Regions from separate parts of the Homo sapiens genome. Here region 2 is linked to region 1. Evidence: chromatin contacts called from ENCODE Hi-C or POLR2A ChIA-PET data. All regions are on one chromosome and are shown on one strand. The core of a region is the stretch at or near the end of the contact, and the rest is flanking DNA. Distances in the headings are between cores, read along the strand shown. Region 1 overlaps EBF1 (EBF transcription factor 1). Region 2 overlaps EBF1 (EBF transcription factor 1).

The links. A loop is a pair of places that touch in the nucleus more often than their neighbours do. ChIA-PET counts read pairs that join two places held with the same protein, here RNA polymerase II (POLR2A). Pooled maps may share reads with other maps.
Region 2: a map of ascending aorta shows a loop between it and region 1 (2.0-fold over the local background). The contact joins two enhancer-like sites. A Hi-C loop is called at or near these places in 3 of 168 maps with a recorded cell type or tissue (aorta, ascending aorta and vagina) and 1 of 50 pooled maps. POLR2A ChIA-PET finds 5 or more read pairs at or near these places in 3 of 52 experiments (OCI-LY7, activated B cell and activated CD4-positive, alpha-beta T cell).

What each region holds. Positions count from the first base shown.
Region 1 is chr5:158,774,088-158,776,787 of GRCh38, forward strand. All of the region lies in intron 10 of EBF1 (EBF transcription factor 1), which reads right to left. Among named protein-coding and RNA genes, the nearest start is that of EBF1, 320 kb to the right of the region's middle. Within about 2 kb of position 1,289, at least 11 of the 41 ENCODE cell types and tissues checked have a DNase peak (open chromatin) inside an H3K27ac peak, as active enhancers do.
Region 2 is chr5:158,994,457-158,997,156 of GRCh38, forward strand. The region is part of intron 6 of EBF1 (EBF transcription factor 1); the gene reads right to left. Among named protein-coding and RNA genes, the nearest start is that of EBF1, 100 kb to the right of the region's middle. Within about 2 kb of position 1,320, at least 4 of the 41 ENCODE cell types and tissues checked have a DNase peak (open chromatin) inside an H3K27ac peak, as active enhancers do.

The DNA of each region.
Region 1 (2,700 bases), core at 39-2,538:
GCTTTTCTGCTTCTAATCCAGTCAGGATTCACTTTCCAGAGTCTGTGACTCTGATTGGACAAACACAAGGGCATGGCACATTAGCAGCTATGGATTCCTCGTGCGTCTCTGGTCTGAAGAACCAATGAGGGAGAGATGTACGCTTGCTTACCATCCTTACAAGGGGAGCCAGCTTGCAGGCAATCTGTGCTTGGTCAGATTCTTCCCTCCCCAAAAGGTCTGCCTTTATTAGTATAGATTAGGCCATGCTGTTCCTGCCTTTTTTCTTTTTTTTTAATGTTATGGACTTTTAGAGACATTTACATCTACAAATGCCAACTCTCTCTTGCATACTTTAAAAACAGCAATAAGGCCTTAGTTTGGGGTGTTACTTTTCAGCTCAATAATATTTTTCAAGGGAAAAATTCCAAGTGATATTTCACTAACAAATAAGAGGGTTAGCTCACCCAATCCAGAAAACCAAGCCTCACATCTTGAAATACTATGGATGTTAAAGAAAATGAAGTGTGAACTTCTGTGGGTGGACAAAGGAGGGGGCCGTACATTTGCAATGATCTGAGCAGTTGTTTGGATACAAAGAACAGAGAGGTTTTATGAGCCATCTCTATACCCTTACTATTAAGTGGTGACAGCAGAGGTAAACTGAGTAAATCACAGAGGCCAGTAGCCCCAGCCATGAACAAGCAACGCATGGTAGAGGCATTTAATGCTAATGATCAAAAGGTCCATGTGTAGGTCACCAATGAACACAGATTCCCTTTCATCAGAAATGATGTGATGTCACAATAACTGTTAACAGCCAAGTAACTATACCAGAGGGGAAATCATTGTGCCAATTTCTTCAGATTTTTATTTTTCCGATATGGGGAGAGGTTAGAACTCTCTTCTAGAATATTTAAAAAAAAAAAAAAAGGCTTCTTGTCTGGTGCCCACAGTTTGAGGCCAGATCACCAGAAGCATTTTTTCATACCTTAAATTTCCCACAGATGTATACATGTGCATATGCGCCAACTTATTGCTCTTACCCTTAACTACTTTTCTAGGCTTGAAAATCCAACACTTTTTTCTTAATTCCAGTGTGATATAGATTTTCTAAGATGTGATTTCTTAAACTGATGGCAATTTTTTTTTTTAGTGTTTAAAAAAACTCCAAATAATGATGGATCCCTAGCTCTTTTCTCTTGAGAACTTAAGTAATTTAATGAGGGTGATTTTTTTTTCTAACTTTTATGGCCAGGTGGCTCTAGGGGATATTTTGTTGAAGACTGATTAAAAATAATTTCTTCTAAATGAGACCTGACCACAAAATGGAACCATTAATGGGCAGGGACGTTGTCACCAAAGCGGAAACCATGCCTGATTGCCTCCTGTACCTCCCACCACACAAGCATTTTCTTCTTTTTCTTCTCCTTTTCTTGTTCTTAATAGCTGAGTAAATAAGCAGCCAGCGAGGCCTAATGTTTTCGGCCAAAAACAGAGTCCAAACTTCTCAGAGAAAACATTTGGCCTCTGTGGTTTTGAAATATGTTCCAGAACACCGAGTTCAGTGGGGGAACATTGTGAAAAACTCCCATCCATTGGAATGATGCTGGGGAATGTTACAGTATCAGAAGTTTCAATTGGTCCTTTTCCTGCAGCCCCATAATGAGACTTGTAAAACACACACACACACACACACACACACACATGCACACAGACACACACACACACACACACACACACACACACACACACACACACACTGCTATGTGGAAGTTCTCATGGGAAAAATGAATGGCAAGAAATCCTAGCTTTAAAAGAAACAGCTAATCTGCTAGTTTGATTATTCTTCAAAACTTACGCTGAACCAATGAGCCTAATTAAAAACACTTGGCCTACTTCTATAAAGCATCATAGCTTTCTCTACGCTTCGTTTGTATACACCACAAAACTCCAGAAAGACTATTATTTTTTCAAGTGCTCACTAACAAAGTGCTGACTTTGTTGGGATGGCTGAGCTAATTTCTTGAACTCAGTGTGAAACCTTAGCTAAACAAAATTGTGGTAATTTTCCTTAATTTGTAAAAGTGATTGGAGTGCAAACAAAATTTTCCTCTTGGGTCAATCCTATAATTTTCAGTTAACTAAAACTAATCGTCAGGCAGGCACCAAACCTGCATTTTGTTTAAAGGGCTGGGAGGCATTTCCAAGGGTCAGGATGCATTAATTGTTTTTATAATTTCGAGAGAGAGAGAGAGAGAGAGAAACTGGGTGACTAAGAAGTATGTTTGGTTTTACTTCTAATATTGAAATACAAGGGAAAGATGCTCTGAAGTAAAATGTCACAGAAAAATAAAATTCGTCCACTTAATTGTATGGTTATAATTACAATTTGTTAACTGTTATCCCTTCACTGCTCTGTTATCTCTTTGTGTGAAAGCAACTTCCGCTCTGTACTTAATCTGGTCTTGTGGTCTTTTACTGAATGGAAAAGGAAACCTGGGACTAGTTCGTGGAGACAGCTACCACTATCCAAGGATGACTGACACTAAGCAGAGGGCCCAGAACCGCACTCCACCTGTGGTTCTTTGAGCAGCAGCATCAGCCTCACCTGGGATTGCTTAAGAAACAGGATCTCAGGTTCTACCTAGACCTACTGTAGCAGAATGTGAATTGTAAAAGATCCCTGGGTATTTGGTTTGCACTTCACAATCTAGGGAT
Region 2 (2,700 bases), core at 70-2,569, 220 kb after region 1:
TGAAAACACAACATAAGCAAGAGTGACACAACCTGCGGAGCTGTCACCTGACATCATAATCTACTAATGACAACTCTGGAACATCCCTTGCACGCCTTTTGAGTAAAGTATAATATTTCTTGGAACTCTACGCCTAAGATTTTGCCTGGCTTTAACACTTATAATCATATGAGCCAGAAGTCTCATAACGAGAGTGACTGATCTTGCATTACCATTTTACATTTTATCATTGGAATGGTTATTTTATCAGAAATTCATTTCAACCTCAAAATCCCAAACATGTCATTACATTAAGAGATCCAGTAGGGCAAAAAACACAGTTTTGCTCAAACTAATATGGCAGAAAATTCATGGATGACTTTTTGCATTAGGCAAGAATTCTTCACTCTTGACAATGCCAAACAACAAAGTTCTCTAAGTTCATTTTGATTATCAAAAATTTATTCTGAATTTAACACTTCAGAAATGAATCAGTGACATGAGAGTCACACTTTCAGACTCCAGCAATACACAGAGAAAGCACTGATCCCTCTGACGAGTTCTCAGCTATCAATCAAGAGAAGCCAGGGCCTTCTAATTGGTTACCCTCTGCTTTGCCCAATAAGGCATCCACTTATATCCTGGTCAAGCTTTGAGGAAAACTCATCTTCTGTCTCAGAGTTCATTTCCTCCTTGATGGGAGAATTTGGGGAATAGGAGTAAGTAGTAGAAAATTGGAGAAAGAGCATGCCAGGTGCTACCCCAGATTTTCCTTTTTCTACTTCTCCCCAATAACACATTGTCCTTGGATTCTTACTAGTGGCATAAAATCACCTGAACCTAAGTATTGGTGGTGTCTTCATGATACAGTCATATTTTATTTAACAAGGCACAATGGTTTCATGTGGAATAGTCACTGCAGGGGAAACTTTTAGGCACAGTAGCAGATCAATGCTAGGGGGACGCTCATATGCTTGGCTTAGAACTGCTGTGAATTCAGCAGCAAATGCACAGGTGTCAGGATTCGGTGACTATATAATCTCCAAGGCTCTTCTGAGTCCTGAGTCTAAAAAGCTAAATAATCTTCCAGTGCAAGAGAGGCTCTTGACACCCCTCAGTGTGGTGTTGAGGAAAAAGCCCCGAACAGGGCATCCTGTGGAGAGCAGAATGACTCCAGGATCTGCCATTTGTTAAGCTCTGTGAGCTTGGATATATGCCTTACCCTCTCCGACCTTCTTACAGGGTCATTGTAAGGATTAACTGGATGATTTAAGAAAGAACCCAGCACCCTGCCTGGCACAGGATCACTGCATGATAAAAATCTCAGTTCCTTCTTTCTTCATATCACAGTGCACTCTGTGCTACTCCACCTATGGGGAGGGTGGCCCTTGCCTGAAACGATGAGCTAAGAAAGATGATCTCATCTTCGGTCACAGACTCGCAATGCAATTTTATCACATGACGTGCAGAGCCCCCCAAAACATATTAGTGAAACCTACTAGATTCCAGAGGTGCAATAACGGTGTCAAGTGCTGCATGAAGAGGACTTAGACTCCCTGAGGATCTCGGCCCTGTTTCTAGCTGTCTGGCCTCCAGCCTAGGAGAATACAAACAGCTATAACAGATTCTGGGCCCCAAATCCAACTTTAATTTACTGGTGACCTCATGGCTTTCAGGAGCATTACACAGGACTTATCTGGAATTCACTCTTTCCAACACCCTTTCTTTTATTAGAGAAATCTGATGATCATGCTGATTTATCAGATCTTTTTATCTAGAAAGGAATTTTTCTGGAAGTACTTAGTGTTGTTTTAACCAGATCAACAAACATGTCCGGGACTTTATAAATAACTTGTAAGCATGTAATGTCTTAATATACTTCCTGGGTAAATTAGTGATGGCTTTGCTACAATTTTCTCTAATTTTTATGAAATTTTTAACTAACTCTCACTTTATAAGTTAACCATAAAGATTGTTGTCTAGATTTGGACAGTTGTGATTTCTGTCTTTTACCCAGAAGTAAGGGGCAAAGGATATTGTTTCACTTTCTTCAAATTTGGTTTCTGAAAGTAACTTTAAAATGTGAGCTTATTCTAAATTACTTAATTCAGTTCTGGGTGTACATTTCTAAGGTTGTGGGGAGGCCAAAGACATGTAGTATTGGTGGAAAGTGAGGCGAATCTTAACACAATTTCTTGAAAACACTTAATATTTAGTAAAAATCCACTTAAGCAGCCTTACAGGAACTGGACACTTCTACCATTTATTACTGAGTTTCTAGTTTAAAGACAACAAATGCAAGGAATTATGATACTCAAGCCCATTCCTAATAAAAGAAGGCTCACATCTTACGTGTCTAAATATTTAAAAGCTATAAAACAAGCTAGCAAACTTTTAAATGAAATATGTTATACCTCCTGTCTTGACAAATACTTCTTTATAACAACCTGGAAAGCCAACTTCGATTGTAGAATTTTCAGTTCTTCAATGTTCCTCTCAAGTAGTCAGTGGCATAGGGAGGCCAGCCCCAACTACACCCCATCCTCTTCTCTTTCCACCTCTGGCTCTGATCCAAATCTCAAGGATCAGAACACAGCACACGTATGAACACAGCAGTGCTCACATCCAATCTCCCTCCTCATCCTCCACAAAAGCCCTTTGTCTACTCCTCAAGACTCAGGGTGCACACATGAGTACACCCTGCAGAACCAAGCCTTGAAA